Regions from separate parts of the Homo sapiens genome. Here region 2 is linked to region 1. Evidence: chromatin loops called from intact Hi-C (ENCODE). Cell type or tissue: adrenal gland. All regions are shown on one strand. Each heading gives the region's core, and the rest is flanking DNA. Links, peaks and the distances in the headings are about the cores only.

What was found. Hi-C counts contacts between places; a loop is a spot of excess contacts. Peaks named below come from ENCODE experiments on the same cell type or tissue, not always from the same donor. Only the 100,000 strongest peaks of a DNase experiment are listed, where the experiment ranks them.
Region 2: it touches region 1 in a loop (4-fold over the local background); 5 of 110 quality-filtered maps call a loop at or near these places.

The regions. Positions count from the first base shown.
Region 1 is chr17:11,137,009-11,153,096 of GRCh38, forward strand. No RefSeq gene overlaps it. Among named protein-coding and RNA genes, the nearest start is that of SHISA6, 96 kb to the right of the region's middle. RefSeq lists an enhancer at 13,141-14,340. In adrenal gland, for the core only: a CTCF peak has its summit at 7,802 (motif pointing left); no DNase peak of the experiment used is centred there.
Region 2 is chr17:10,620,880-10,636,967 of GRCh38, forward strand. It overlaps MYH3 (myosin heavy chain 3), which reads right to left. Exons shown (of 41, transcript NM_002470.4): 29 at 14,856-14,974; 30 at 14,488-14,684; 31 at 13,961-14,144; 32 at 13,138-13,303; 33 at 12,712-12,836; 34 at 11,597-11,905; 35 at 10,934-11,137; 36 at 10,732-10,857; 37 at 9,409-9,579; 38 at 9,213-9,317; 39 at 8,963-9,058; 40 at 8,718-8,855; 41 at 7,653-7,800. The coding sequence ends at 7,774. It overlaps LOC124903927 (a long non-coding RNA gene), which reads left to right and starts at 9,753. Exons shown (of 3, transcript XR_007065620.1): 1 at 9,753-9,789; 2 at 10,702-10,885; 3 at 13,806-13,969. It overlaps MYHAS (myosin heavy chain gene cluster antisense RNA), which reads left to right. Exons shown (of 11, transcript NR_125367.1): 11 at 1,873-4,661. RefSeq lists enhancers at 13,233-13,392, 15,088-15,207. In adrenal gland, for the core only: a CTCF peak has its summit at 10,383 (motif pointing right); no DNase peak of the experiment used is centred there.

The sequences.
Region 1 (16,088 bases), core at 4,734-12,733:
ATTGTAGGGGCACTCTCTTTAGTAGAGGGAGGGCTGTTGTTCACCTGCTAGATACAGGTGTGTGCTGGTTAATTATACTTAGTTCCTTGATAGACTGATACTGCATTGGTTGCAATATCTGACTGGTACGTGCCAATGACACAAGGAAACAACAGTTGTTAAGTATTTTGAGTATCCTTCCTGGATGTGGGGAGAGGGTGTGCAGAGGCAATGGAAATGCTGAAAGGAGCACCATGAGAATGCTCAGGGAGTGTTAAAGGCCTTTATGAAAGCGTGATTCTAGAAAGTCATCTTGTTTAGTGATGGTGCTATTCCTGACCTTGTCAACCTATATACTCACCCTCCTTCAGCTCCCATGCTGGGGGAATCCAATATCTAGTTTCATGCTATCAAATGCATGCAGGGCAGTGAACTAAGAGGGTTATAATATAAAGACTTCTTGGTTTTTGAAATATGCAGCCATTTAAATCATCAAGTGAAGCCAGATAGCTTAATGGTGATTATTCTTTGCAATTCCTAGAAAGTAGCCTCTGGTAGTATGTAAAAGGCCTGGGAACAGGGACTTTCTGAGAAAAGCCCCAGTTGTCAAACTCTCTGCCAAGAATTAGCAGCAGTAAGTAAAAGATGGAAATTATTATTTTTTTCTCTTTATTTCCAAATCATTTGTCAGTGTTCCCAACACCATTTGTTAAATAATCTACCACGTACCTACTAATCTGAAATGCCGCCTTCATCATGAAACACATTCTCATATGTTCTTGGATCTATTACTGGGCTTAGTTTATTCCTCCTTATTTTCTGTGAAGTACAGAGTTTGAAATATATCTTTTAAATCAAACTAATTAATTACACATTTTAGCTTTTTAACCTTTTATATTTTGCCTATTGATCTGTCAAAGACTTAAAGAGGTATAATATGTTTCCTGCCACGATTCTAATTCTGTCAATTTCTCCGTGAATATAAACTATTTTGCTATTACATATTTTGGTGTAAAATTATTCTCCAGATAAAAGTTTGTGTCAGTTATATATTAGCTGCAAATTATAACTTTTATCAAAACAAAATGAGGCTTCCAGTTTAAAAAATCATAGAGAAAATGTGTTTTGGTTTCTGCCTCTTCTCGAAATCGTTCCAAAGCAACAAAGAGAAACTGAAACCTAAATTCCATCTTTGGTGAAACCCGTAGACATCTCCAGCCCACATTACAGTAAGTGGAGAAGGAAAGTCAATAGGCGAATATTAAATGACTCAGCAATAGGAGAAAGGCCAAACTTACTTATAGTGGAGGGGGAAACTGATAAGAAACAAATCATTATGCTTGGCCAGGTCCTGGAAAGCTTTAGGAATTGGATGCTCCAAATGCCAAAGTCAGAGGTATGGTAGAGCTGATAACGAGGGGGTTATTTGAAAGTCTGTACAAAAAGCAGTTATGTCCAATATTCTCTGCTCTGCCTACCACTATCCTGCATAGTCAGGCAGTTACTGCCAATATAAAGCAAGAGACAAATATTTTAAAACATGGAACCAGAGAGCCTGTAAACTAAGCCACGTTAAACATCGAGAGGCACCAGGGTGAGAGGTAGAATTGAAAATAGAAGAGTTAAGTAAAAGTCTGCATACTGAATGAAACGAACACCTACCAGATTCAGAATTCTGCATGGTGGGGTAGAGGAACTAAACCTTCTACACACACCCAAAGAAAAGACCTAACTACTCTGATATTTGGATTCCCAAAGGAAAAACCAGCTGGTTTTTTATTTGCCATAGAATGAAGTCAACCACTTCCATCTATGTAACTTTCCATTGTTATTGCCTTACTCTTAAATATGAGTGGAATCATATAAGCTGAGAATCACCATATCTCTAAAGAAAGCTTCTGGTATTAAAAAAAATCGAAGCAAAAAAAAAGAGGGAAGAAAGAAAATCAGCAATAGTAGAAACAATGCAGGAAACAAACTTTAAAGAAATTGTAATTAATATTCTCACAGATAATAAAACAATACATCTGTATAATAAGTATAGGATGCTCTTTACAAAATGGGGGAGAAATTAGAGATCAAAAACAACTTTTGGAAATTAAAAACATGATAACTATAATTTAAAGCTCAATAGAGTTTGGAAAACAAAATTTAAGGGTCTGTAAGAAATTAGAACAAATGATAAAGAAATAGAGAAGAGGGAGGAATCCTAGCTTTAGAAAGCAAAAAATTAAGGAAATGTAGGAGAAAATATATCAGGGGACTAATGAAAATTAACCTTCTTATAACTAAAAGATAAGAGATTCTAGTTTAAAGTGTACCTCGCATAATGCATGATAAGATGCTCACATCAGTTCACACAACTGATGTGAAATTTCAGGACCATGAGATAAAGAGAGGATTCTGGGGTTGTTAGTTTTATGTATCAAATTAACTGGGCTAAGGGCTGCCCAGATAGCTGGTAAAACAATATTTCTTGGTATGCCTGTAAGGGTGTTTCTGGAGAAGATTAACATTTCAATCAGTAGACTGAGTAAAAAAGACCCACGCTCACCAGCGTAGGTAGGCACTATTCAGTATGTCGAGGGTCTGATGGAATAAAAAGGTGGAGGAAAGGCAAACTCTCTCTTCTTGATCTGGGACATCCATCTTCTCTTGCCATAGGACACTAAAGTTCCTGGTATTCGGTTTTGTCCAAATTATATAACTGGCTTTCTTGGCTCTCCAGCTTGCATATGGCATACTGTGGGACTTCTTGGCCCTTATAATCGAGTGAGTCAATTCCCATAATAAATCTCCTTTTATTCATATCTATCTAGATATCCTATGGTTTTGTTTCCCTGAAGAGCCCTGACTATTATAAACCCAAAAACATAGAAGATGGATTGAGAAATGGGTCACAAACAAAGGATCAGGAGTCAGAATAGCACCAGACTTCAGAAGAGAGGAACTAGAAAGAAATGGGGCAAAGACTTCAAAAATCTGAGAGAAGTATTTTCTAACCTAGAATACCAGACTGGCAAAGTTTTCAATTAAGTGTTGGGTAGAAATGCAAAAGCCTAAAGAAAGCAATAATTACCGCACATCTTTTTCTTTTTCTTTTTTTTTTCCTTCCAGAAGGCAACTGAAGGATGTGCTTGGACCTAATTTTGGTAGTAATCCAAGAAAAAGAAAGAGAGGACTCAGAAAACTGGAGGAGGGAATAAAGGGATGTGACAAAGCTAAGTCCCAGGCTGACAGTCTGGCAGCAAGCCTAGAAAGCAGTTCATTTACATGGGAGCAGAAGGGTAGAGACTCTAGTGGTGATGTCTCCTGAAAAAGGCTTGAAATAATAGAATATATGCCAGATTTAAACACATGGAACTTATATTGAGAAATATCTTACAGAGCTTTTGGTATTTATGGAAAAACTTAGCCACAAGTTCAAGAAAGGAAAAGAAACTAAGCAAATACAAATAATGAAGCAAGCATTGATTCCGGGCAAATATGTACAAGAACATAAATATTCATAATATATAACTGGTTAAGCAGTTAGCACTATTCACATAGTAATGGTAATAAAAACGTTGGTGACTGATTCTGTTAGCTACTTTGCCAATTCCTACACCCCTTTTTTCCTATCAAAATATCAATTTTGTTCAGGCAGCAATGTGTCTATCTGAAAATCTGTGCAATGCTAGATTATCTTGCAGTGTGAGATAGCCATGTGACTCGGTGCCTGCTGAGACATGTGCTAAGGGTTCCTGGGGAAGTTTTCATTTTCCTTTCTCCTTCTTGTACCTCTTCTTTTTTCCTTCCTGCAACATGGATATAATGCCAGAGGTGCAGCAGCTACCTTATGATCATAAGAAAACACACACACGTATACACACACACACACACACACACACACACGGCAAAAATGAGAAATAGAAAAACAAAAAGATCTTGTGTCTCTGATGACAACACAAAGCAACTACATCAGCGCTTGACTGCCTGAAAGCTACTATTCAGAGTGTTTTCTGTTATTTGCAACCAAGCTCATTCGCAACTAATACAATACTGGATGTGGACATAACCCCAAATTGTGATATAACTACATCAGAAGAATGACATCAGTATAAACTGGATATAAAATAAAAACATAAACAAAACCTCAATTATTTGCTGGCATTGTAAGAAGCCAGAGCTACTGATCAAGAGATATCAGCTTATGTTCATCAATTTTAACATGGAGCTACGTGTAAGAAACAGCTAAAAGATTTGAACAAAGTTGCTTCTAGGGTATTAAAGAGGGTGAGGTGCAGGGAACTGATATATTTGTTGTGTCTTTGTCTCAGTCTTCTCAGGCTACTATAACAAAATATCATACACTGAGTGGCTAAAACAACAGGCATTAATTTTTTCACAGTTCTGGAGGCTGGGAAGTCCAAGATCATGGTGCCAATGGATTTAATGTCTTGTGTGGGCGCTCTTTCTGGTTTGCAGGTGGCCACCTTCTTGCTGTAGCCTCACATGACAGAGAGAGGATGCTGATCTCTTGCTCTTCTTATAAGGGTATTAATACCATCATAGGGGTCATACACCCATGACTTCATCTAAACCTAATTACCTCCTAAAGGCCCCACCTCCACATACAATCACACTGGGAAGTTAGAGCTTCAACATATGAGTTTGGGGGACAAAGACTGCTATGCACTAAATAAACATTCAGTGCATAGTTGCACTTCTACTGCTTTTATCTGTAAGTTTTTTATTGTTTGTTTGTTTTTTAAGACGGAGTCTCACTCTGTTGCCCAGGCTGGAGTGTAGTGGTGCGATCTCTGCTCACTGCAACCTCTGCCTCCCAGGTTCAAGCAATTCCCCTGCCTCAGCCTCCTGAGTAGCTGGGATTACAGACATCTTCCACCACACCTGGCTAATTTTTGTATTTTTAGTAGAGATGGGGTTTCACCATGTTGGCCAGGCTGGTCTCAAACTCCTGACCTCAGGTGATCCACCTGCTTCAGCCTCCCAAAGTGCTGAGATTACAGGTGTGAGCCACCACACCCAGATTTAGTATTTTGAAAGACATACTCTGTTGCCATTCTACTGCTTTTATCTGTAAGTTTTCTTTAAAAAATTCATTTTGAAAAGGATTTCTTAAGCTGCATTTCCTTAATTGTCAGAATCAGGACTGGAACGTTAATCCAGTTTTTATGTGTAAAACAGCACATAGAATTTTCTTGTCTTTTTTATTTCCTGTTTTTTTTTTTCTTCTATCTTTGGTTTTCTTGCTTCATGACCCACATTTATTTTTTTCACAATTTATTTTTGAGATTTTACTTTGTCAACTCGTTTATTCTTTGATTCATATAAGACACCTTGTTCCATGTATTGTACTAGAAAATAGGTTTAGAGAAATGTACATAATCCTTGTCCTCCAGGCATCTGAGCTACCAGGAAGTCATTATAGTCTAGGGCAAGTGATAAAGCAAAGGTATACCCATATGAAGGAGGAAGTCCTAGGAAAGTTATGGATTTTCAAAAACCTGGACTGGCTTTTCAGGGAAGATTTCCTGGTGGAGGTGACTGTTGAGCTGAATCTTAAAACATAATGTTGATTACTTAGTCCAAAAAATGGAGAGAGATCTTTTCTAGGCATAGGGAACAGAATGTATAAAGACAAGAAAGCAAGAGAATGTCTTGGGTTTTAGGTAATTACAAATAGCTTAGTGTTGCAGAAACTTGGCAGGTGGTATTAGGTTGGTGGAAACGTAATTGCAATTTTTGCCATAAAAGTAATGGTAGCAGATCATTCCAGCAGGTCACAGAGGGCTTTGAAAGTCACTTTCAAGAGGGGTGCTACTGAAGAACCTTAAGCAGGGTGCAAATGGAACAGTGAGGAGGGTAGGAATGAGAATGGAATGCAGCAGGCCTTTTCATGATATTTAGGACATCTACAATAAAGGTGATTCCAATGAAGAGAAAGGTTTAGAATGGAAGAAATGAGTACAGTCAGGAGACCTCAAGCCTATTTTCTTAGAGGGACAGAAGGAGGCTATCTCTCCATGTGTTGCTCCAAACTGGCCCAATCTCTCCGTAGCTCAATACAAAAAAAAGCCCCATTAAAAATGGAATAAGACATTCCAGTTAATATGATGAAGAAACATCATCTCTAAGAACTCCTTGTCACAGCCCAGTGGTTTGAGCGAGCTGTCTTTTGAGGAGTACGGGATTCAGGCAGAAGCCCTGAGAAGGTAGAAGTGGCTTCAGACACAATTTAATGAGGACTATGAGATTGCAAAGAGATTGGATAAACCTTCTTTCCCCTTCTTCAAATTCTCTTTGGTCCCTTGTGAAGTCTTTCATTTTTAATACATAGATAGTGTAATAAGATTTGGCAATGTTAGGAATTACAGGCAAAATCATGGTTTCTTAGTTTATCCCAGGGCTTTGACCCTATCAAGAGTGGTGTGGCTGATGTGGGTGATGGTGGCTGAATAGCACATGGGTAGATGAAGGTGGAAGTCCTTAATTTGGTATTTCCATTCCATATATGTTACACATTTTATAATCGTCTTGAAGTCCTTGGGTTTTCTGTTCTTTTCCATTCTTTTTTCTCTTTGCATTTCAGTTTTCAAATTTCAGTTGATAGCTCTTCAAGCTAACTGATTCTTTCCTCAGTTGAATTCATCAAAAGAATTCTTCATTTCTATTATGGTGTTTTTGATTTCTAGCATTTCTTTTTAGATCTTTGTTAGAATGCCTATCTCTCTGCCCATATTACCCATCTGTTCTTGCATGTTGCTCACGTTCCCATTAGAGCCCTTAGCATATTAACCATAGTTGTTTTAAATTCCCAGTCTAATTCCAAGATCTCCGCCATGTTTGAGTCTGCTTCTGAGATCTGCTCTCTCTCTTCAAACTGGCAGTGGGGGGTTGTCTTTTATGCCTTGTCATGTTTTGTTGCAAGCTAAACATGATGTACTGGGTAAAAGGGATCTGGTACTGGTTCCCACAGAGTTTTCTGCTCCTGGGCTTTGCTCCACTAATTGATTCTCTGTATCTGACTGTTCATCCTTCCATTTGGGGGGCAGCTGCTTGCCCTATGCTGGGTTTTCTGATTGCTTTAAGAAGAGCTGTTCACTTTAAGTTTATTCAGCTTTTTCTCTTGTTGTGTGGATGGAAGAGACAACTTCCAAGCTCCTTACCTGCTGGACTGGAAGCCCAAAGAAGTCTTTAATTTGGAATTCTATTCACCAGTTTATGAACAGCACTGAAGGATTTGCTTTTAGAATTTTAAAATGAAAGTTTTTAACCACTCACTTGTATTCTTACTTAGTGAATGACAGGGAAGAACTAGGCTTTTGCCTTCATATGAGGATGTTTAGTGAGATCCAGTTCTCTTCTTATCGACACAGAACTTTAGAGGACTCTGTGTCCCATTTTGCAGGTGAGCACAGCTAGGTTCAGACAGGTAAAGTGATTTTCTAACTTTGCATAGCCGAAGAAAGGTCTTGGGCCCAAATCCAGGTCTCCTGAGTGAGTTCAGCATTCATTCCATGTCTTATATGTCACCCTGGTCCACCATCCCAAAGTCAATGAGAGTCCTTTAACCTTCGTTCACAGAGATGATAGTCACATCGGCAAAGAATCTGGAGGACAGGTGTGGGTGGCCTTATTAGAGAGTGAGAGGTAAGGAAGTGATACTAGGAAGACTCAGAGCCAAGAAGCAGCATTCTGATTAGAGAAAGATGTGTTTTGAAAAGGAAAAGGGACTTGGAGGCTGTAGGAATGTGAGTCACCTTCCTTGTTACTCCCTGGAGTTCAGCACCCTGCCCAAATCCGGCAATTGTCTGCACAGCAATGCCCTCTAGTGGTTTGAAGAAAGAGATCCTTTTCCCAAAACTTAGCTACAGTAGAAACTTCAAACTTGAGTCTCTGGGAGGGAAAGAAGCTGTCCTTCCTCCATGCTTCTCTTTGGTTCAGAGATTTGTCTAAACAGTGTTTTTCTCAAAATATACTTTCTAATGTATTTTTATTCAACAATCTGAAGACATTTAGAAACGTGAGTGATGGAAAGCATTAACCCATATGGAGAACCATATGTACCTAAGCTTGAGGATGGGAGAGGGAAAGCCACAGAAACACACACACACTAAAGACATCCTGGGATATGCACACGTAACTACAAATACTTGTGGTGGTTAAAGGTTTTGTGAGCCTTAAAGGTTATGAAATTTGGGAAGCTCCCTTTGATAAAAGAAATATAAAAATACAAATGCAAAATTAGATACAGAGCCATGAAAGGGTCTCCTTCATCAGCTTCATAGTGAATAAACTTCACATGTACCCATATGTTTGTGCACACGCAAAGAGGAAATTAAAGTGTAGAGTTACTTTTATTTTTTATGCTATTCCTGAAGTCCTATAGCTAGTGAGAATAAAATCACTTTGGAAAGCTGCACACTTATTTCTATGATGTTACCATTGTTTAGAATTTATCTGGAATTACAGGAATTGCCTTCAGATCCTGTGACATATTCCTCAAAATACCATTAATCATGGTAACTTTTATCATTTCAGTGCAGATTCATTTTTATTTGAAATAGCCAAGGCCACACAGAGCCTATTCTGGTAAGTACTGAGATAGGTAGTTAGGCCGGATATGCTGTTTTTGGTCAAGAGTAAAAAGTCATTTAAATAAACCATCAAACTATTTTTCCCATTTATTGCTTCTGTGCTAGTCTGTGAACAAGCTTCTCTGAAAAGGAACTCCAACATATTTTTAGCAATAAAAAAAATCATTTGGATTCGGAATGTAGATGGTACCCACGAGAATGTGACACGGTCTTACAACTATATGAAGATAATTGACCAGGGGCCCAGCCACTGAAGTGTGAAATCCATTTACCTGTTCACACAGAGGCCAGGCCTCCCCGGGCTGCTCCCAGCTCAGAAAAGAACGTAGCAGGGACTGAAGGAAGACTCATCCCTAGCAGGGACACCTCTTGATGACCAGCTTTGGCTCAAAGACATCCCAAGACTTTGCTGAACCATTTGTAGACTACACAGAAATCTAGGATGTTTCCATCAAACCTTCTCTTTCTCCATCCTTCACTCAAGGTCAAACTTGCCTCATGGTCTGATGTTTCTCCCAGCTTGCCTCCCTCTGATCCTACCCCACAGGTATTTCCTTCCTGCAGGCATTTTTCTTAAAAGACCTTGCACATTTGATCTCGTTTTGGTTTTTGCTTCTTGCAAGACTTCCAGCTTTCCACAGTAATCACTTTGAAGAATGGCGTCATCTTTGTTCTCTCTGATATCTACGTAATTGTAACAAAGAATCTGGATCCATTTTCTTGTGTTTAATTGTTGACGGCTTTTATATCTCCTTCCTTCCTCTACTCCTTGTGCCCCACATCTGGAAAGAGAGATAATAAAGCCTGGGCCCTTCCTCCTTAGCTCTAGCAGGAAATTCAAACCCTATAACCCCCTGCCCCAGCACAGGAACTTTCACCTTGGCTCTACTCCCCAACCACCATTAAAACTCAGATCAATCTCCTTTCTTCAATCTCTCAGGTTAGTTTGGACCTGCTTGGGAGGCCTGCCCTGATCTCCCAGAGAACTCAATTATATAAGTAATAAAAGTTTTCACAGTCTCTTGATGAACATGTGGCATCATCGGTTGCAACATCTAAACCAGTTTGGGAGGGAGGTCTATCCCTCTTGGAAGGTGGCCACAATAGTAATAAAATGTTGCTAGTTACCAAATATTGGAAGTGGTTAGTGTCTTAGTCATCTCAGGCTACTATAACAAAATGCCACAGACTGGGTGGCTTAAACACCAGAGATTTATATCTCGCAGTTCTGGAGGCTGGGAAGTCCAAGATCAAGGTGTTGGTGGCAGATGTGTTTCTTGGCAAAAGCCCATTTCCTGGCTTGCAGGTAGCCTTCAGCTCATTGTGTGCTCACTAGACCTTTTCTTTGGGCATGGACATGGAGACAGCGAGGTCTCTCCTCCCCTCCTTATAAGGACACTGTAGGAGTGTCCTATTTATAATCCCACTATGGGAACTCCATCCTCATGACCTCTTCTAAACCTAATTACCTCCCAAAGGCTCCACCTCCTCACACCACAACATTGGGGGTTAAGTCTTCAGCAGATGAACTTGGAAGGATGCAAACATTCAGTCCATAACAGTTACTCCGGTCCACTACGAAAAAGAAAATTTGCAACGTACCCTACATTTTCAGTTGAGGGGGTCACTAGCTATGCAGTCAGTCCTCTTCCTTCAGGGTGTGTAAAATGATGCCATTCAGAAAATCTAGCACTGCCCACCTACTCCCCACGCACCACTCTAATATAAAAAGATGGCTGAGAGAGAGAGGAGGTGGCATTTTGAAGAAATGTCATGTTTACAAAAAGTAGCTCTCTCTTCTCTCCAAGGCTGAGGGAAGGCGCCACCAAGACAAACCACCACACAGTGGGAAGTGCCTAAATCTTTTCTCCCTCCACTAATTCTGGGATGAGAAGATCATCTTGTCAGAAAGGTGACAAACGAATGGACTGGCAAACCTAATTACCAGTAGGGCATGTCAATAAAGGTAGAAGAGAGAAGATACGGCTGCAATGGGGGGAGACTTCCGTGGGGGAGCCAGAACTCCTCACATTTTCATGTGGCAAAGATGTGTAAGTTTTCTAAGACATAAAGGTAGATAGCTCCAGATATCTTGAAGCTATTTCAGCCTATAAGGCTGCAGGCATGGTATGGGGGACAAAGAAGCAAGATGGGATAGGCCTGTAGTGAGTTTTGGGAGGAGGGGGATATATTGAAATTGAGAAACAAATCCAAAGGAATGTGCAGGCAGTGGGTCCCCCAGGGCTCTCAGAAACACCAGCCAACACCCTCTCTGAAATAACCAGTATTCTTGGAATCTGACAGCTATGTGTCTTGGAGACTTGATACACAGTTAGAATCGATGGCTACTGGCTGTCGGAAAACAGACAAAAGCCAACAGAAAGAAGTGGTGACTTTGCTACGGGTCAGCCAATAAGGGCCCCGTGGCACTCCTCTCCTTCCTTTGGGCTATGACATCGATGCGGTATGTGCCACCTCTATATTCAAGCCACGAGCCACAAGTGTAACCCCTATAGGCAGGGATTGGTGAGGAGGACCTTAAAATGATTATAAAATTAACCATCAAAATAAACAACACTGAATCTAAGAGAAAGGATGTAAGACGGATCTAATAACTAAAAGTGATCAAAGAACAATGGAATTCAACTGTGCTATCGGGAGGAGAATCCACTATCACGTGGGGGAAACGTTGAATGAAACACAAGTCGCAGCAGAAATTGAAAAAAAAATGATTTCGTGTTTTCGTTTTAGTGAGCTGACACTCTTTTTTAAATTAATTTTTTAAACTACAGGCCAGGCGTGGTGGCTCACACCTGTAATCCCAGCACTTTGGGAGGCCGAGGCGGGTGGATCACCTGATGTCAGGAGTTCAAGACCAGCCTGGCCAACATGGGGAAACCCCGTCTTTACTAAAATACAAAAAATTAGCTGGACATGGTGGCGGGCGCCTGTAAACCCAGCTACTCGGCAGGCTGAGGCAGGAGAATGGCGTGAACCCGGGAGGCAGAGCTTGCAGTGAGCCGAGATCGTGCCACTGCACTCCAGCCTGGGCGACAAGAGTGAAACTCCGTCTCAAAAACAAGTAAATAAATAAAACTACGAAAACATTTTCAAAGAAATGAGAAAACATTACCTTTAATTTGATGCCCCCCTATAGATATATGCAATTAATTGCTTTCCCGTTTTTAGACAAGTTAATTTAAACTAGGTTATGTCCATTACGTTCAGCCACTGGGCTCGTACTCACATCTCTCCACTTTGAATATCTGTCCTCCCAGTTCAATTTGTATCTCAAAATTTATAATTTTATATTGCTAGAGAAACAAAACCATCTTTTTTTCTCTTCCTTCAGGGACTCTGGGGAAGAGAATGGGGAAGAGAATGTCCCTTGGCTAAGAATTTAATCTAGCTCTTTCCAGAACTAATTACAAAACCTCTGTGAGGCGTTTGGGTAGTTATAAGAGCAGTTCTTAAGCGGCATAAAGCTGGAAAATGGGCCCATTTCTTATTTTCAACAGGTCCTAGGAGTCACAGTTTGAAAGGGTGGGAGTACTTACATTGTTCAAAGGTAAATTACATAAGGTGTTAACTACATGGAGAGAAGAGGCTTTGAAAACTACGGGGATATTTAAAAAGTATTTCTCTTCCATTTTATGGGCTTAGACTAATAGATCTGATAGTTAATATTTATCTTTGAGAGCTGTGTGTACGTGCAGTGGAGAAAAGTGTGGTTGATGAGTGCAAGGTTGCAGGGAGAGCCCACAGCTTCCAATGAGCAATCAATAGGCTATGAAGATTGTCTCCAACTCACTGTGGTATGGAGACCCCAAGGGGACCGGATGAGGAGTGTCCAGGCCAGCTCGGGACGATTCTGTGGGACTGGGGATGCCAAGTCCACCATCAACTCTCTCTGGGATACTGTCTTAAATGGACTGAGAGCTAGATAAAAGTTCTGCTAGTGGGGAAGGAGGCAGCTACTGGTTTGAGATCAGTCTCTGCAGGGAGGAAGAACATTTTGCTGAAATGAATAATGAATCACAGGAAGGAGAATAGGGAGAGATGCTTCTCAATAAGGAGCAGACCCCCAAAATAAGGGTGTATGGCTAGGAATTAGGGGAGCCCATAAGAGCATCCCTATACGGATTTCATATTGTGTTTTTCCTTTGTATTATGGCAACGGAAATTTTAGATATCTGTGCTCTTGTATTATGGTTTCCTTTTGTTATTACAATCCTGCAGAACAGTCGACATGCATACAGACATATACATATATATCAAAGGAGATCAGAGGCGTTCTGCATGTTATGGCGGTAGACACATGCACATATGCCTACCAGCAGTGTTGTGAAGAACAGCATAATGAAGGAAGTAGGGCCTGGCCAATTTGCCCTTCTGAGGGTGCCACGCAGAGGAAGAGGCATCCTAGAGAAAACCTCCTTCCCAAATAAACGGTCAGAGGCCCAAGATAGAGCTGGGAGCCGTGGGAAGCAAAGCAGAATGGTGAGTCTTGGAAGGCTTGTAAATGAAGCCCTTTCTCCTTCCCCGTATACATGAAAAGCAGCTGACCTTTCAAAACGAGAAGAGGCTGACGTGTAGGTTACTCTACTCACTCCTCGGGACCATCTTCTCAAATGCCACATCCTTTACTAAGCTTTCCCTGAGCTCATCCAAGCTGGAAAAAATTCTTCACACCTCTGAAAGCTGAGAGCCCTTGATTTGGGCCTCCCTTATGGCACTGAACAATTTCTGCTTTAAAAAAGTTATTTTGGAAAGCAACTCCTTTGTTCAGATACCTTTGGTTTGCCCCCCACTCCCCCCAGCCCCACTTCACTTTTTATTCTCTCCATCCCTTTTTCAGCTGAGCGGCTGCAAAACACCAATAGACCCACATACTCTCCAGCGTCTGCGGGAATGGGCCTGGGAGGAGCTGTCACAGCGGGAAGAAAAGAGGTCGGGATATGTAATACCTCAGTGCTTTCCCTGAAAGGTCACCTCATGGTGACTACATACGTCTTTCAACTGAATGTCACTCCTTTCAAGGTGCCTGAAACGGTAAGACCCTATCCCTTTGTGTCTGGAATTGGTTCCTTCCCGTGGGTCCTTGGTCCTGCTAACTTCAAGAATGAAGCCGAGGACCCTCGCGGTGAAAAAGTTCTTAAACATTGCACGTCCGGAGTTTGTTCCTTCACGTGTTCAGAAGCGTCCAGAGTTTCTTCCTTCTGGTGGGGTTGTGGTGTCACTGACTTCTGGGGTAAAGCCCCACACCTTTGCAGTTAGTGTTACAGCTCTTAAAGGAAACGTGTCTGGAGCTGATCATTTCTCCCAGCGGGTTCGTGGTCTCACTGGCTTCTAGAGTGAAGCTGCAGACCCTCGCAGTGAGTGTTACAGCTCATAAAAGTGGCACGTCCGGAGTTGTTCGTTCCTCCCAGTGGGTTTGTGATCTTGCTGGCTTCCGCAGTGAAGCTGCAGACCTTCGGCATGAGTGTTACAGCTCATAAAAGCGGTGAGTCCAGAGTTGTTTATTTTTCCCAGTGGGTTTGTGGTCTTCCTAACGTCAGGAGTGAGGCGGCAGATTTTCAAGGTGAAGATTACAGCTCACAAACGCAGCGCGCAGTCAGAGTGAGCACTAAGATTTATCGCAAAGAATGAAAGAACAAACCTCCCACGACCTGCAATAGGACCGAGTGCGTTGCCACTGCTGTCTCTGGTGGCCTGCTTTTATTACCTTATTTGGCCCCACCCACATCCTGCTGATTGGTCCATTTTACAGAGTACTGATTGGTCCGTTTTACAGAGTGCTGATTGGTCCATTTTACAGAGTGCTGATTGGTCTGTTTTTACAGAGTGCTGATTGGTGCATTTACAAACCTTTAGCTAGACACAGAGTGCTGATTGGTGCATTTATAATCCTTCAGCTAGACAGAAAAGTTCTCCAAGGCCCCACCCGACCCAGAAGCCCAGCCGGCTTCACCTCTCACCTTTCCAAATTCCAGCATCTACCACCCACCTTACTTCTGAAGGGGCTAGGGATGATAATACCTCAGTACTACTTACCCAGATAACCACAATGCTCCTTAAGCCTCACCTATATTCATTCCTCTGCAAGTAGATCTTCAGCTTAACTTACTCTGTGTATACTAAATGTTTATTATTGGTATGTTACCTTGCACATCCTCTTCCTATACTATAAATAAATTGAGAGCACATTAATAAATGCTTGCATTATGCCTATATCTGACCACGGCTAAAAGAGAGTCTTGTATATTATAGGTGCCGGATAACCATTTATTTAATGATATGCCTACTTGTCTATTTCTGGCACAGAGTTTATCAACCTTGGGGCTACTGAAACCTTCGGCTGGGTGGGACTCTTTGCTGTAGCGGGCTGTCTGGTGTGTTTGGCAGCATCCCTAGTTTCTGTTTACTGCATACCAGTAACACTCCAGTCCCAGTTGTGACAACCAAATATGTCTGCAGACATCGTGAAAAGTCCCCTGAGGAGCTGTATCACACCCAGTTGAGATTCGCTGCCCTAGATGTTTGCTACTTATGCCGTTTTAGCATTCTTGTTACCAAAAACAATACCTTTACTTTGTAATAGTAGTTCATAATCTACATATATGTGTATACACAAGCACACCATGGCTGAATGCACATATTGAATTCCATAAACATGAATCATTCAAAGTTGCAGAGTCTGACATATACAAATACATGTGCACATGTGAAAAATGTATTTGAAAGGGGCTGTCAAAGTTAGGAAATCAAAGACAGTTTTTCTTATTTTTTCTTCATTATCGAATGGAAAAAAAATCACCTACAAATTGGAGATAATATTAAATGAGATCTCTTTGACCTTTACAGAGTTGCACTTAGATCTTCAAAAGATCATAGGCATAAGTGGAAATGTAAAAGTGCTAAACATAGCGCATGAAATAGGAAATAATCAAAAGAAGGTGCTTCAAAGTACAACAGTAAGAACACAAGTGTCTGCCAATCCCTTCCCCCACATCCAGATATTCACTGAGATGACCCATGGTTTGCAGGCACAGGGAAACGTATCACAATGCCCTTTAATTTGCTGCTTGCAAGAAAACTCTGTTAGGGGCCTCGGATGTCTAAAAGCCACTATGTTGGTCTTTGTAAATTATCTCAGGTTTCATTCTTCCCCTTTCCTCTTTGTATCCATTTGCTTCCTCTTAGCTCTGGTTCTTTCTCTCACCAGCGGATACTGTGTGAGTACCACCATGTTGCAGAAATCTAGGGGAAGCCAGTCACTTAATTTGTGAGCATTCTTTTGCCAGAGGGCTCTCTTTTATTACAATGTCAATACAGTTCCTCCCCCTCCCTCAAAGGGCTAAAGATATTGTGGGACTGTTTTGAGGAGTACTTCAAAGTCCTGTGTGGGGCGTATGTGATGGAGGAAATTTTCCCAGGGCTTTGGTGCATGGAACTTAGGCAAAATCACTGGAAACTGCCTGAAGACCCAAAGAGGCAGTTTCAAAT
Region 2 (16,088 bases), core at 7,273-15,272, 510 kb before region 1:
CTGGTCTTTGGAAAACTTTGTGTAGCAGAGATCTAGGCCTGCATTTCCCAGACAAGCTTTATGATGAAAGTCACCTGGGTGCTTATTAACTATACAAGTTACCAGGTCTCTCCCCTGGAAATTCCCGTTTTGTGGATCTGGCTTTGGGCCCAGGAATCCGCTTTTTAAAACAACTGCTCTAAGAGTTTACCTTTAGGCAGATGATTAGAATCACCAGGGAACGTTTCAATGCAGATTCCCCAGCTCCAACCCAACCTACTGACTCAGAATCTCTGACGGTGCAGCCCTAAATTCTGAATTTTTTTTTAAAGAAAGTAAACCAGGCAGCCAGGCATGGTGGCTCACGTCTATAATCCTAGCACTTTGGGAGGCCTAAGCGAGTGGATAACAAGGTCAGGAGTTTGAGACCAGTCTGGCCAATATGGTGAAACCCTGTCTCTGCTAAAAATACAAAACTTAGCTGGGTATGGTGGTGGGTGCCTGTAGTCCCAGCTACTTAGGAGGCTGAGGCAGGAGAATCGCTTGAATCCGGGAGGCGGAGGTTGCAGTGAGCCAAGATTACGCCACTGCACTCCAGCCTGGGTGACAGGGTGAGACTCTATCTCAAAAAAAAAAAAAAAAAGTAAACCAGGCAATGCTGATGCCCAGCTAGGTTTAGAAACCCTTGGAATAGTTCAGACCTCTCGTTTTTCAAGTAAGGAACCGGAAACCTGGAGAGTGAGATGCCAAAGATTATGAAAGAAACTGGAAGGAAAGTGAAGACTGGAACAGAGATTTTCTCATTCCTGCTTGAGTGTTCTTCCAATGACTGTGTGTGTGTAGCTTTGAAAATACAAAGTATTGGGAATAGGAACTGTGATACAAACAAAGGTAAGTAGGACAGTGTAAGTCATGACTGCTACTCAGGGAGAGTAGAGGGAGTATTTAAAAATGCCCCTAAAAAGGTGCACAAAGGATAGGGGCGTAGCCACTGGTGGGTGGGGAGGACCAAGACAGCCTGAGGTGTGTTAAGATTTCAAGGGGAGATGGCTGGGCGGGAGTAGTGAAGGGGAGCCACATCTGCGGGCACACGTGGAAGGACAGGTTGAGTATCCATCTGAGGCGGCCTGGCGTGGTGGCTCACACCTGTAATCCCAGCACTTTGGGAGGCTGAGGCGGGTGGATCACAAGGTCAGGAGTTCGAGACCAGCCTGGCCAATATGGTGAAACTCCGTCTCTACCAAAATTACAAAAATTAGCTGGGTGTGGTGGTGGGCACCTATAGTCCCGGCTACTAGGGAGGCTGAGGCAGGAGAATTGCTTGAACCTGGGAGGTGGAGGTTACACTGAGCGGAGATAGCACCACTGCACTCCAGCCTGGGTGACAAAGCAAGACTCTATCACAAAAATAATAATAATAATAATAAGTATCCATCTGAGGCAAGTGTACTAAACTGATGGGCCGGGAGGGGGCATTCACAGTTGCTGGGCAGAGCAGTGACAGGTCAGAGTTGTGTTTCAAATAGGCCTAAGTAGGACTAAGTTGTATTAACTAACTTGAATGGACTCAGCTGTAACATTGTCTGTCTTGAACACTACACACTTTGGGGCCAAATGGTTGGTGAACCATGTGTACCCCAGATCACCAGCTCTTCATATCACCATGCAAGCCAAAAATTCGTTTCAATTGAGCCATGACATGCAGGAAGAGACTGCCCAAAATTGCTTCTTCCTTTTTCTGTAACACTTAATATTCAAACTGTCTTTTTAACTCAGCAACACAGGATGATTTAAACTATAGACCTAGTATTAATATTTCCTTACAGAGGTGGCAACAGCCACCAAAACAAACAAACAAAAAAGCTCATGTTCATCTCCACCCCCATATTTCAGACAGTGACATGAAGGCAATGGATTCTCAGCATTACAAGGCAAGACAGAACTTGAAGGAAGAAGGCTGGGAGGAAACCAATGTTGAATGAACACTGACTCTGTGCTCAGCCCTGAGCAAGCAGTGGAATGCCCCTGGGCTGTGAGCCACGAATTCAAATCCCAGCTTGTAGAGCTGTTCTGGGGGTTAGAAGTTTGGGGTCCCTCGTTGCTGCACTCGTTCCAGGTTTGGGGCTGGCGCTGCCCTTCTGACCCCTCCCTAAAGTGGACACAGGAGAAGGAGCGGGGAGAAGAGACAGGCGGCCAGGAGACACCCTGTTGAGGGCTCCCTCTGCTTGCAACAGGACCTGCTGAGGTTGCAGCTGAAGTGCTGGTCTTCCCAGAGAAAACAACCCCTCATTCTCAAAGGATGAGAGTGAGCCCTGCGGGGCTGCATGCTCTTGGCCATGGGAGATCAACTGTGGTCACATAGAGTGTAATCAGTGTGTATTTATGGATCACTCACTACATGCAAGACCGGGACACAGCCGGGATTTACTGTGGGGCTGAAAGCAAGTCACTTAAAAAGGTAAAAATTCATGTCCTTTTAATCTACTTTTCAGCAAGGAACATCACGTCTGAATGCTCGCGGCCTCTGCCTGCCCCGTGGGATGGTGCTGGAAATTATACTCATATTTAGATAGCATTCTCTGCAAGTGGCTGCTGTTGTCCTTCCATCGTCAGCACAGGCAGATGCTGGGAGTACCCACCTTGGGGTGAGGTGGCAAGAGAGGGCCAGCTTGTATCCGCCTCGTTGTCGTCCTTCCTTCCTGACTTGACTCTCTCCTCTGTGGCCTTCTCAGGAGTGGGATGTGGTTGTGAGGAGAATGTGCACTTTACCCCTCACCAGTCCAGAGAGGGGCACATAGCCCAAACCTCTCCCCTTCCCAGAAACCTGCAAGTCCCCCTGGGTGCGCCTGTGTGATGAGGCAGGCTCCGAGAGCCACAGGCTGGTGGGCCACTAGGAAGCAGTAAAGGAAGACATTTTATGATTGTAGCTGGAGATAATGAATTGAAAAGCTGGTCTCTGTTTCTGGAAATGATGCCAGGAGGCCCTCAAAATAAACGCCCACCTGTCCTTCAGGTCTCAACACCTGTTGCTCTTGGGACAGAGATCCCAGGCCCAAAATAGGCACAGCTGCTATGGATGCTCGTCTTGCCCTCCTGGAGCTGAGACTGGGCCATGTTTGGAAATATGTCTCCCTCCATCCCCTCCTCCCATCCTCATTTGGAGCCTTAGGGCTTTAAGACGTGAGCTCTTTCCTCGCTCCCTCTCCCCAGTCTTTCTTGGGTATCTCTGCTCCTCCCATCACCTGTTCCTGGGCATGGCATAGGCAGTTGGTAAATGACAGATGAATGAATACATGTACAAGGAAACACAGATCTGAAATTTCTAGCAGCAAAGTTTGGAGCAGGAAGCTCTGGCTGGCCCTGGGCTTTTTGCTAAGGGTGTTCTGGCTTCGCGTGGCAGCACCCCTCCCCACCGGGCCTTTGCCAGGACGCTCGATCCTCTCTTCGGGCTTCTGAGCAGTGTGAATTGCAAACAGCCATGCCCACTCCCCAGGCCAAGAAAACCAAGTTCATGGCCAGGATTGCTCACAAAAAAAAAAAAAAAAAAAGAACCACTTCTGCCTTATCATTCTCTCTTTATTACCGAAATGCGGAGACAGAAAGTCAACAGAGAAAGAATTGTTTTCCCCAAGGCCACACAGATTGCTCCAACACTTGACTTTTCCTGCTAGGAACTCAATCCAAGAGATGGGCTTTCTTTTGTTCTCTGACTATAAAAGGGTGTCACCTTGTCACCATCTTCTATCACACAGGACCCCTATGGGCTTGGTTTGGTTTTGTTCTTTCATCATTATTATTTGGAAAGTTATATTTCCTTTACTGTCCTTGAGGTGTGAGGCTTCACCTCATCTTGTCTCCATATCCCTGAGTCACTAAGGAGTCCTATGTCAATGACACCTCTCCATATGCTTTACCTAAGCTGCCCCTTCTCTCAGCAAGTTCGCGCCAGGCTTCCCCATGAAGGCCACCTAAGGGTGTCTATCGTCCCCCTCCTAAATCTCCCCAGGACTTTTGAACAAGGGCCATGTCCAGTTTAATGTCACACAAAGAAGACTCATCAAAGCCCAGGAGTTGGGAGTTCTTGCTCCTCACTGCCATGGAAAGCATGAAACATCTGAGATAAAAATAATCTGTGCCATCCCCTGGCTCCGGATGGACAGCAGTTGGGGCATGAGCGCCTCCAGAATGTCTCAGCATTGCTGAGGGTAACCGGATCGCCGCTCAGATCCAGCAGGCAGCCTCAGAACCTCCCAGCTGCTGTTGTTTTTAGCACCGGGATTATTGGTAGGGGTGTAAATAGACATCTGTGTTCTGGGTGGCTCGCTCACCCCACATTCCTAGGCACACTTGTTTTATTAAAGCTCTCAGCTGTCGGGTGATCCAGGCGTGGAGAAATGAAAGGCCGCCCTCACCAGCTGGTGGTGGACTGCAAACTGCAACCAGTTTTCCCCCATAAGGACATGTTACTCCTATTAGAAACTGTGTCCCTCACATGTCCTTAAGAAGCGGGCCATCTGCCAATCATAAATCGAGATCTCAGCCGTTCCAAATAAAGAAAGAGTCTACCCTCCTTGCTGGCAGTCCTTTTATAGTTGACAGATTTTTTTTTTTAATCTTGTGCTTGGCCATGTATTTCTTGTGTAATTAAAAAATTATAAAAGGTAATAAAAAATACAAATCCACTGCTAAGAGATTTAAGACTCAATAAAAATTTCAGAAAGCCAGAGGTTTCTGGATAGTATGAGGATTACAAGGAGAAGGTTAATAAATTCCATGTCCCAACACCAGAAAAAAAGAATAAAAGAGAAAAAACAAGGCTATTTATGAAAAGGAAAAGTAATTAGAAATGGCCCTTAATGGCTGAGTGTGGTGGCTCATACCTGTAATCCCAGCACCTTGGGAGGCCGAGGCGGGTGGATCACCTAAGGTCAGAAGTTCGAGATCATTCTGGCCAACATGGTAAAACCCCGTCTCTACTAAAAATACAAAAAAATTAGCCAGGCATGGTGGCGTGTGCCTGTAGTCCCAGCTACCTGGGAGGCTGAGGCATGAGAATTGCTTGAAACCGGGTGGCAAAAGTTGCACTGAGCCAAGATCGCACCACTGCGCTCCAGCCTGGGTGACAGAGTGAGACTCCTTCTCAATAAAAATAAAAAATATAATAAGAAATGGTCCTTAATTTGGAGAGGCTCACCCAAAAAAGTGAGCCTGAAGAGAAGGCGCCCTTCATTCTTTTGCCACCCTGTTCTGGAGCCCATGTACGAAAGAGCCAGTGGATATTGCAAATGAGCTAAAGTCACCCAAGTTCCTACTGAATGGTCAAAGGTCCTATCTTAAGAGAGGCTCTCTGAGGATGGGGTGGGCTGAGGTGGTGGACAAGAGGAGGGTTATAGAGAAACACCTGGAGGACGCTAACAGAAACAGTCGATCATCAAAAAGAAAACACGAAGCACGCTTTGGGTTCTATCAGCCCAGTTTCAACACAGCTTTACCCTGTGCGCCAGCTCTTTTGAGGGATTTCGCCTGTCTATGTGGCCGGCTGCCCCGGTAGAAGGTTAGTACTTTGTAGGGTAAAGGAGTCTTAGGATCTAGAGAGAATCCAGCTCTGCCATTTTGACCTTGAACAAATCACTGAGTTTCGTCTTTTCATCTGTAAAGTGGGTGATAAGGTCCATCTCCTCATCGCCAAGTCTGTATGCTGAGGGCACGAGAGAGTGCATGCCAAGTGCACATGGGTGGAGTTCAGTAAATAGTGGCTGATCTCATCCTCCTCCTCTCCATGGTCGGAGGAGACCCCCTCTCTGGCTCGTGTGGCACGGCAGCTCCTGATTTGGAATGGAATTGGTGCTTTCATTTTTTGCTTCTTAATAACACAGCTTACATTTTCTATAGTCGTGGGCATCCTTTTTTTATGGAATAAATGAACATGGGTGACTTTGGTCATAATATTCACTCTTAGAAAATGAATCTTTTCATTTATATCCTTCACAAAATCAGAGCCTAATAGAAATAGTCACAGGTCACTTCCAGCACCAAACTCCGCACCTTCTCCTTTGTGGGAAATGTCACACTTTGCCAATAAGTGGACACAGGGGGTTCCACGGCCCCAGGTATTTTCAAGTGCAGAGGCACTCCAGTTCTGCATAAAATGCATCAGGGGCCTCTTTTATTAATTCTTTAAGTCATAAGTTCTGTAAAATAAGTTTACTTCAACGATCTCTCGCTTACTCTTCCTTTCTGGTATGTACATATTTTACCACCTTTTTTTTTTCTTTTTGAGACAGAGTCTTGCTCTGTCTCCAGGCCGGAGTGCAGTGGTGTGATCTTGGCTCACTGCAACCTCCGCCTCCTGGGTTCAAGCGATTCTCCTGCCTCAGCCTCCCGAGTAGCTGGAACTACAGGAGGGCACCACCACACCCAGCTAATTTTTGTATTTTTAGTAGAGACGGGGTTTCACCATGTTGGCCAGGATGGTCTTGATCTCTTGACCTCGTGATCTGCCCGCCTCGGCCTCCCAAAGTGCCGGGATTACAGGCGTGAGTCACTGCGTCCAGCCTTTACCATGTATTTTTAAAAGATAAGGACTATCTTAGAAAGCATAATCACAAAATCACATTATACCGTGAAATGAACAATAATCTCATGTCACCATCAATATCCAGTCAATAGTCAAATTTACCAATTGGACCGTGTGTGTGTGTGTGTGTGTGTGTGTGTGTGTCTATTTTTTAACAGCGTGTTTGTACAAAGCAGTATCCTAACAAGGTCCACACAGTGCAATTGGCGGATAGGTCCACTAAGTATCTTTTAATCTACAGGTCTCCCTTGTATTTGTTTTATATTTTTTCTTTGCAATTTATTTATTGAAAAAGCTAAATGATTTGTTGAGTTCCCCCACATCTGGAGAGAACACCCCTTGGCCTTTCATTCTCACCTGAGTCAAACTAGGTCCCCTAATCTTCTGGAATCAGACAAAGAAGGGAACTTGGCAGCTATTGCTAATAAATTTACTGATGACAATAAACAAAGGATCCCAGGCTAGAAGATGCTCTTTCTAGTAGCAAGTCAACCAGATAGTTATTTGACTTCCTGCCTTCCTTCCCTCTTAAGGTAAAGACAAGGTTATCTTGGGTCAGGGGTGGGATTTTCTGTTGTGCAGCTTTGAAATAGTGCACACTGATCTAAGATAACAGTAGTAGATTTAGACTGAGCGCTTGAAGGGGCCAGCCTCTTTTTTATTCATTTATGTATTTTTGATAGCACAGTGCTTACATGAACAGCTGCCCAACAAATATTTACTAGATTTCAGATGTATTTCCCCACTAGAATGTAAAGAAGGAGAATGTGGGCCTTTGCTTTATAACCTTATTCAACTCAAGACAAGGGCTTTTCATGAGCCTACCTTTGTGTTTCCTTCATGTCATATTAAGAGATGACTCTTTTGAAAAGCTCTCCCTCCCATTCCCCACCAAAGCAAAGGTTAACCCGGAAGTTTTTTTTTTTCCTTTTTGATTTAAGCCAAAAGCCATCTCTCCCTCCGCACATGCACACACCAATTGAATTTACCGAGCCATCTGCTTACAAAGCTTTCACCTCCGAGCATACAAACCATCAAACTAGGAACCATTTCTGCATGGGGAAGAGGAAAACAAATACAGCAAAGCGGCCCCAGATTGAAACAAAGCAAAGTTTATTGCATGTGAAAAAGAGTCACATGGACATTAAGTATCAATGGTCAGGAATCAAGAAAATATACATTTTGCATATCTTCTGTCCTGCTCCAGAAGGGCTGGCTCACTCTTCACTCTCGTGGACCACCATCTAGGAAGAAAGTAGGCACCTGGAGTCAAGTCGGGTGGCAGAGACACATTCCCACCCACCACTTCTGCCGGCTGGCATCAGAGTTGCTTGCCTACTTCAGTGGGACACAGGATATTTTTTGGACCTTGGGAAAACGCACGATTGCACACATGAAGTCACCCCATAGCCTGAGAAACTGGCCCTCCGAAAGAGCAAGCCCCAAACGCTGGAGACCCAGCGACCTACTGTCGGATGCTGTGTGTTCAGCGGGCTCTGGAGGGGGCTCCTGCAGCAGCCTTTTGTTACCAGCAGGGGGCGCATGAAAGAGCTCAGTGGGACCCGCTCGCTCCTTTTCAGGATGGCGGTTTGTTTTGTTTTGTTGGGATACATGTGCAGAACGTGCAGGTTTGTTACATAGGTATACATGTGCCATGGTGGTTTGCTGCACCTATCAACCTGTCATCTAGGTTTTAGGCCCCACGTGCATTAGCTGTTTGTCCTAATGCTCTCCCTCCCCTTGCCGCCCCCACCCCCGGAAAGGCCCCGGTGTGTGATGTTCCCCTCCCTGTGTCCACGTGTTCTCACTGTTCAACTCCCACTAATGAGTGAGAACATGTGGTGTTTGGTTTTCTGTTTCTGTGTTAGTTTGCTGAGAATGATGGCTTCCAGCTTCATCCATGTCCCTGCAAAGGACATGATATCATTCTTTTTTATGGCTGCATAGTATTCCATGGTGTACATGTGCAGGATGGCGGTTTTTATTGTGACTCACAGACCAGGATTCTAGCGAGGGTCCAGTCAGCTAAGTGACTTTAAGCACTTTCTCTTCCTGAGCCTGAGACTCCCCAGCTCTAAAGTAAAGGGTTCTCTGAGGTTCCTTCCAGCTAAGAAGTTTCTACAGTCCCTGGGGGGGGGCTCCTCCCAGCTCAGCGACTCACCCTGCTGGAGGTGAAGTCTCGAGTCTTAGCGCGGAGCTTGTTGACTTGAGATTCTGCGATATCCGCACGTTCCTCGGCCTCCTCCAGCTCATGCTGAGCCTTTCGGAATTTGGTGAGATGAGCATTGGCTTGTTCATCCTAAAACCAAAGAGCCCAGGCAGGTTATATCAGCACGCGCCTCTCTCAGAACTCACCACGGGAAACAGCACGGTCTGCCTGCCGCAGTCAGCACCTATCTCACTTACAGCCTCCTCCGCCTGCCTCTTGTAGGACTTGACTTTCACTTGCAGTTTATCCACCAGATCCTGCAATCTCAGCACATTCTTCCTGTCCTCTTCACTCTAAGAATGAGAAAGTGGGAATGTCACTGGAGAGGAGGGGGCAGATTTGCACACGGCATGGGCAGCTTTCTGGGCCAAAGTGTTTCTTCCTGTGGTTTGATGGAGAATCTGCACGTCACAGAGGACACGATCATGGCGTTTGCGTTCCACTTACCTGGTACGTCAGCTCCTTGACCCTCCGCTCATACTTCCTCAGGCCCTTAACAGACTCTGTGTTCTTCTTCTGCTCTCCCTCAAGTTCAAACTCCAGCTCTCGGATCTGGGGGAGAGGGTGGGGAAATTAGTCTGGGGCTGCAGCGTGATTGGGAGGCTGGAAAGCTCAGCGCAGGCGGGGTTCCTCCTGCACACACCCTGGTCTCCAGTTTCTGGATCTGCTTCTTCCCGCCCTTCAGCGCCAGCTGCTCGGCCTCATCTAGACGATGCTGCAGGTCCTTCACCGTCTGTTCCAGGTTCTTCTTCATCCGCTCAAGGTGGGCGCTGGTGTCCTGCTCCTTCTTCAGCTCCTCCGCCATCATGGCAGCCTGAAAAGCACATGGGACTTGCTAGGATGCAGAGGAAGCTCCAGTGCCTTGGAACTGTCAAAACCTGGGGACCTCGGAGGACCAGAGACCATGCTAAAGAAAAAGGACAGGCCAGGCGCGGTGGCTCACGTCTGTAATCCCAGCACTTTGGGAGGCCAAGGCGGGTGGATCACCTGAGGTCAGGAGTTCAAGACCAGCCTGCTCAACATGGTGAAAGCCCATCTCTACTAAAAATACAAAAAATTAGCTGGGCGTGGTGGCAGATGCCCGTATTCCCAGCTACTCCGGAGGCTGAGGCAGGAGAGTTGCTTGAACCCAGGAGGAGGAGGTTGCAGTGAGCCGAGATCTCGCCATTGCACTCCAGCCTGGTCAATAAGAGTGAAACTCCATCTCGGGGGTGGGGGAAGAAAGAAAGAAAGAAAAAGGACAACGGGTGAGACTGTGATGAAGCACACTCTGCCACCCTGGAAGAGGGCCAGAGCTACACCCAGTAGATAAAATAACCTAATCAATGAGGCAATGAGAACTTTAGCGACAGGCTGGGAAACAGTTTCTTCCCTTTCTTAAGCTGGCCTCCTTTGAAACTCTCCCCTGCCCCAGGGAAATTCTTTTTTCATTACCACCAATATATATTTTCAAAGGAGCTTGAGACTTAGAGTAGTCTGACTTGATACTCAGCCTCATAGATTTGGGGATAGTGAGATTAAGGGAAGGCCTCTGGAGAATTAAGGCTGTACAGGAACAACAAAATCGCTTCGAGGTAAAGTTCTCCCGCCAGGCAGCAGGTGGCGCCATTAGCGCGGTGGGCCGCCGGGAGAAAGCCTCGGAGACCCAGGAAGGGAAAAATGTGTGGGATATTAACACCTCAGGTTCTTGTTTTCATATTTGGAATAAGTCAGATGTTGAAGGAAAGACATGCACACCTCTCCACAGGCAGAACTACTAGGATATAATCCCTTCCTGCCTTTTTTTCTTATGCCCTTCTTCTAAAGTGCAGGAGGGAACAGGGGAGTTTGAGCGGAGATGGGAGCCCTCGGGGAGCAGAATGTGCACCAGGTGTGGCTGGGGGAGACCGCACCTGTCTAACTATGTGAGGGCTTTAATGCAATGCAATCCCGGCAGCCCGAGGGCAGCAGGAAGGAGACGCCTTACGTCCGTGATGGCCTTCTTGGCCTTCTCCTCAGCGTTCCTTGCATCCCTGCTGGCATCTTCTACCTCACTCTGGAGCTGCATGAGGTCTGTCTCCAGCTTCTTCTTGGTGTGGATGAGGCTGGTGTTCTAGGGCAAGAGGAGGGCTGTTAACCAGGTGCGTATGAGGCTGGAACCTCGCCTCTCTTCCTCTCCCTCCCCTCACCTGGGTATGCAGCAGCTGCACCCTCTCGTTGGAGTCCAGGAGCTCCTGTTCCGCCAGTTTCCGGGCCCTCTCCGTCTGCTCCAGAGTAGCCCGCAGCTCCTCCACCTCGGCCTGCAGCAGGTTGGCTCTGCGCTCCACAATCGCCAGCTGCTCCTTCAGGTCCTCCTGGCCCCGGAGGGCATCATCCAGGTGGAGCTGCGTATCCTAGCCAGAGAAAAACGAACATTCTATTTGAAGTTGAGGCGTTAGGACCACGAGCCTCATCTGCATCTCTGAGTTTTGTTTGTTTGTTTGTTTGTTTTTGTTTTGTTTTGTTTTGTTTGTTTTGAGACAGGGTCTTGTTCTGTCACCCAAGCTGGTGTGCAGTTGCGTGATCTCAGCTCACTGTAACCTCTGCCTCCTGGAAAGCAATCCTCCCATCTCAGCCTCCCAAGTAGCTGAGACCACAGGCTTGTGCCACCATGCCTAGCTAATTTTTATTTTTTTTGTAGAGATAAGGTTTTGCTATATTGCCCAGGCTGGTATCAAACTCCTGGGCTCAAGTGAGCCTCTTGCCTCAGTCTCCCAGAGCGCTGGGACTACAGGCGTGCACCACTGTGCCCAGCCTACATTTCTGAGTATGTGAGGAGGAGAGAGGTTTTTCCCCGATGGGTTCTCTCAAACCTTCAGCTGTCCCTGGACACTCCTGAGGTGTTTGAGGGTCTCCGCCGCCTGGCGGTTGGCGTGGCTCAGCTGGATCTCGATTTCATTCAGGTCCCCCTCCATCTTCTTCTTGAGCCGGATGGCTTCATTCCTGCTCCGCACCTCGGCGTCCAGGGCGCTCTGCATGGTTTCCACTGTTCTCTGGTAGTTCCTCTTCAGCTGCTCGATCTCTTCATCCTTCTCGGCGATCTTTCTATCAATTTCTGATTTCACTTGTGTCAATTCAAGCTGGATTCGGAGGATCTTGGCTTCTTCATGCTCAAGAGCAGCCTTTAAGAAACAAAAGCAAATCAAATAGTGTCTGTGATGGTATGGAGCCAGCTCCACTACCCTGCAGGATAACAAAACTTCAATGGAATAGTCCTAAATCTAATCCTACAATAGTCACAATTCACTTTTTAAATGTCCCCAAATTGGCCGGGTGCAGTGGTTCACACCTGTAATCCCAGCACTTTGGGAGGCCGAGGGGGGCAGATCACCTGAGGTCACGAGTTTGAGACCAGCCTGACCAATGTAGTGAAACCCTGTCTCTACTAAAAATACAAAAATTAGCCAGGCATGGTGGTGCCCGCCTGTAATCCCAGCTACTCGGGAGGCTGAGGCAGGAGAATCATTTGAACCCAGGAGACAGAGGTTGCAGTGGGCCTAGATTGCCAGCATGGGCAACAAGAGCAAAACTCTGTCTCAAGAAAAAAAAAGTCCCAAATTTATCTTCAGTGCAGAAATAAAAGCACGTTTCATTGCTTTTTGGTTTTGATTATACTATCAACCAATAATAATGTTTAAATCATATTTCTTAGGAGCATAAAGCACTTTCTAGATATTTTTAATTCATGTAATATTTTGTAAAATCTCATCTTTAGGCCTATTTAATATGACAGTCTTCTCCAATAAATTTAAGATAATTCACAGGTATTATTCAGCCTCACAGTTTTGCTGTGTGACGGGAAAGCAGCAGGCATTAGGACTGTGATTTGACAAAGGCAAAAATGGAGACACAGCATGGAGCAGCCAGCCTCCCTGGCCGTGGCTCACCATGGCTGCATCTGCGCCTGAGCCTGCCTCCCAGCACTCACCTCTGCTTCCTCGAGAGCCAGCTGGATATCAGCCTTTTCCAGCTCAATCTGCTTTCTTGATTTCTCCAGTTCATGGATGGTTTTGCCATTTTCAGCAATTTGTTCTGTGAGATCTGCTATCTCCTCTGTAAAGAAGTAAGTTTCAGTTGCATATGAGCGCCTCTGCGTGGGTTTCCAGACATGCAAAGCATTGACTCAATGCTTTTTACCTGGTTTATTATAATCCTAAGGTTTCCTGCTTCCTAGAGATAAGATATTGTACAGAGAGAGGCTAAAACGTAACCCGTCAGATGGTGAACACTTTCTGCATGTGCATTAACACACATGTGTGCAGGAAACTGAGTGATGAAGCCACACCCACGCCAGCATGCTCTCGAGCAATAGAGCATGAAAGGAGGAGGTTTCAGAGGGTTTCGAATAGCTTACGCTCTAAGTTCTTATTTTCCCGTTTCACAGTTTCAAGTTGATCTAAGGCTTCCTCGTAGGCATTTTTCAGTTTGAAGAGCTCAGTGCTCAAGGAGCGGGACTCCTTCAGGGATGCCTCCAGCTCTGCTTGGCTCTCCTCACACTTTGTCTTCCACTCTGCCAACACCTGAAACACCGGACGGAAGTTCTCTCCGTTTCTGAGCTCTCCTCTAGGTTTCTAACAAAATACTAAATAACTAAATTAAATGCAGAGTTAGGGCTACACTTGGCATCACTTGCCTGGCTCCTTGTTGTCGATTATTGGGCTAATCAAGATTCTGTTCCATAAATGTACTCAAGGTAATGAGTCAGGAACAATTGCCATCTTGAAAAAGCAAATAGATCCTTTGAGAAGGAATTAGCTGGGCATAATTGTCCTTTTCCTAATATAAAAAGGGCCCTGTACTTCTAAATATTTCATTAAAGCATTGGTTCCAATCAACTTTATCTGCCATCTTGAAAGAAGGGCTTCCAGAAAGCCTCCCAATAGGATCTCAGCTTAGACAGACCAGTAGTACGGAAAGGAAAAATGCTTAGGACTGCACGGACATTGTAGAAATTGGTTTGTTTCCACGGACAACATTTGAAAGGGACCTCTACCCCCAGCCCATTCCCATTCTGTTTTGCAGATGAGGAAACTACAGCCCGGTGAAGTTCAGGGACTTGCCCAAGGCCACACTGCTGGTGAGGGCAGAGTCAGGTCCGGGATGCATTCTCCTCCTTCCACGGCTGCTAGGAATCCCTTACATCATGGCATTCACCCAGCACACAGCGGACCCCACACCTTGTCAAAGTTCCTCTGCTTCTTGTCCAGAGCGGCGGCCAAGGAATTGGCTCTTTCAACATCAACCATCAGATCCTCCACCTCTCCTTGCAGCCTCTGCTTGGTCTTCTCCAGTGAAGCACATTTAGCATTCACTGCCTCAACCTGTTCCTCGGAATCTTGAAGGCGCTGAGCAAGTTTTTTCCTTAAAGAATATGAAAGAGAAGCAGCTGTTATTTCAGTTTCCATCCACTTGAACATCACTATTCATCAAGTTGGAATCACTAATCTATGTGATTCAGACACCCATGTGTTTTTATACGCCCAGGAGAATTTCCTGTCTACTCAAAATCTGGGATCAATAACTTGCCTTGTGTCTGACCAAGATCAAAGCTGTTTGTTTTAATAAAATGTGCTAACGCCAGGTCCCTCTAATGGCCCAGCACCGCATTTAAAGACACATGAGATGGGGAAACGCCTAGTAATAAAAATAAATTCATCGAATTCATTCCTAAGTAGTTCTTCTAAAAGCAAACAGAGCTGCGCACTTGGCCTCCTCCAGCTCTTCTGTGCGCTGGATGGCGTCCGTCTCGTATTTGGTTCTCCACTGGGCAACCTCACTATTGGCCTTGGACAGCGCCCTCTGCAGCTCAGCTTTGCCTTCCTGCTCCTCCTCATACTGTTCCCGCAGCAGGTCACAGTCGTGGCGGGAGGACTGCAGGGCGTGCGCCAGGGCGTTCTTGGCCTGCAGAAGTTAAAAAGAGAAGAGCACCTGATATATTTAGTGCCAGGTGCATGATACAATCCAAGTGTGTCCCTTCTATCACCACCTTCTGAATGAAGTTGCCTTTTATTTTTTCCTCCTACAGGTGATATTTAAAAATAAGGGCAAAGAAGTCTTCCTTCAATGGTGTACCTTGTTCTCTTCCTCCAGCTGCCTCTTGAGCTCTTCTGTTTGCTGGGTAAAGGCTTGCTTGCTCCTGGAAAGTTGGGATACTATGCTTTCTTTTTCTTCCAGCTGACGACTCAGCTCACCTGTGTCCAGAAGGAAATAGTTTCATTTCATTTATTCACTCATTCACTCACCAACTTTCTATTATGTGTAGGGCACTGTGCTAAGATCTGGGGAGACAGAAAATGATAAGATATGGTTTCTTCTTCAGGGAGAAGGTATATGGTTCATGAAAAGGAAACTGAAAGCAGAACTGATAAGGTATTGTTGTAGGCCAGGTGCAGTGGCTCACGCCTGTAATCCCAGCACTTTGGGAGGCTGAGGCAGGCAGATCACAAGGTCAGGAGTTTGAGACCAGCCTGGCCAATATGGTGAAACCCCATCTCTACTAAAAACAAAAATTAGCCGGGCGTGGTCATGGGCACCTGTAGTCCCAGCTACTTGGGAGGCTGAGGCAGGAGAATCACTGGAACCCAGGAGGTGGAGGTTGCAGTGAGCCAAGATCATGCCTCAATCTCAAAAAAAAAAAAAAAAAAAAAGATATTGTTGTAAACTACTGGAAGGTGGGACTGATGTCTGTCAAAAAAAAAATCCATTGAGAAGAACTGTAAATGTAAACGTTACCAGGAGCACCTAATAACTCCCATCAGACCTCCCCAGTGGCAGGTGTTTCCAGCTGTTTATTGATTTGTTATCGACAAATACATAGGGAAATACTTAGAGCTTTATATCTCTAGTTAGACTCTTGGGGGAATAGGGTAAGTTCAAGTTTATATGCTTACATAGAGGTAAGAGAAAAACATAGAATGGGGCTTTATGGCTCCAGACGTGAATCCCCCAACATGGTAAAAGTGGCCACCATAGGCCGGGTGCGGTGGCTCACGCCTGTAATCCCAGCACTTTGGGAGGCCGACGCAGGCGGATCACGAGGTCAGGAGTTCAAGACCAGCCTGGCCAACACAGTGAAACCCTGTCTCTACTAAAAATACAAAAATTAGCCGTGTGTGTTGGCATGCGTCTGTAGTCCCAGCTACTCAGGAGGCTGAGGCAAGAGAATCGCTTGAACCCGGGAGGCGGAGTTTGCAGTGAGCCGAGATCACACAATTGCACTCCAGCCTGGGTGACAGAGAGTGAGACTCTGTCTAAAAAAAAAAAAATGTGGCTACCAAACTTCTTTTCTTCATTGTCTTGGCTGTG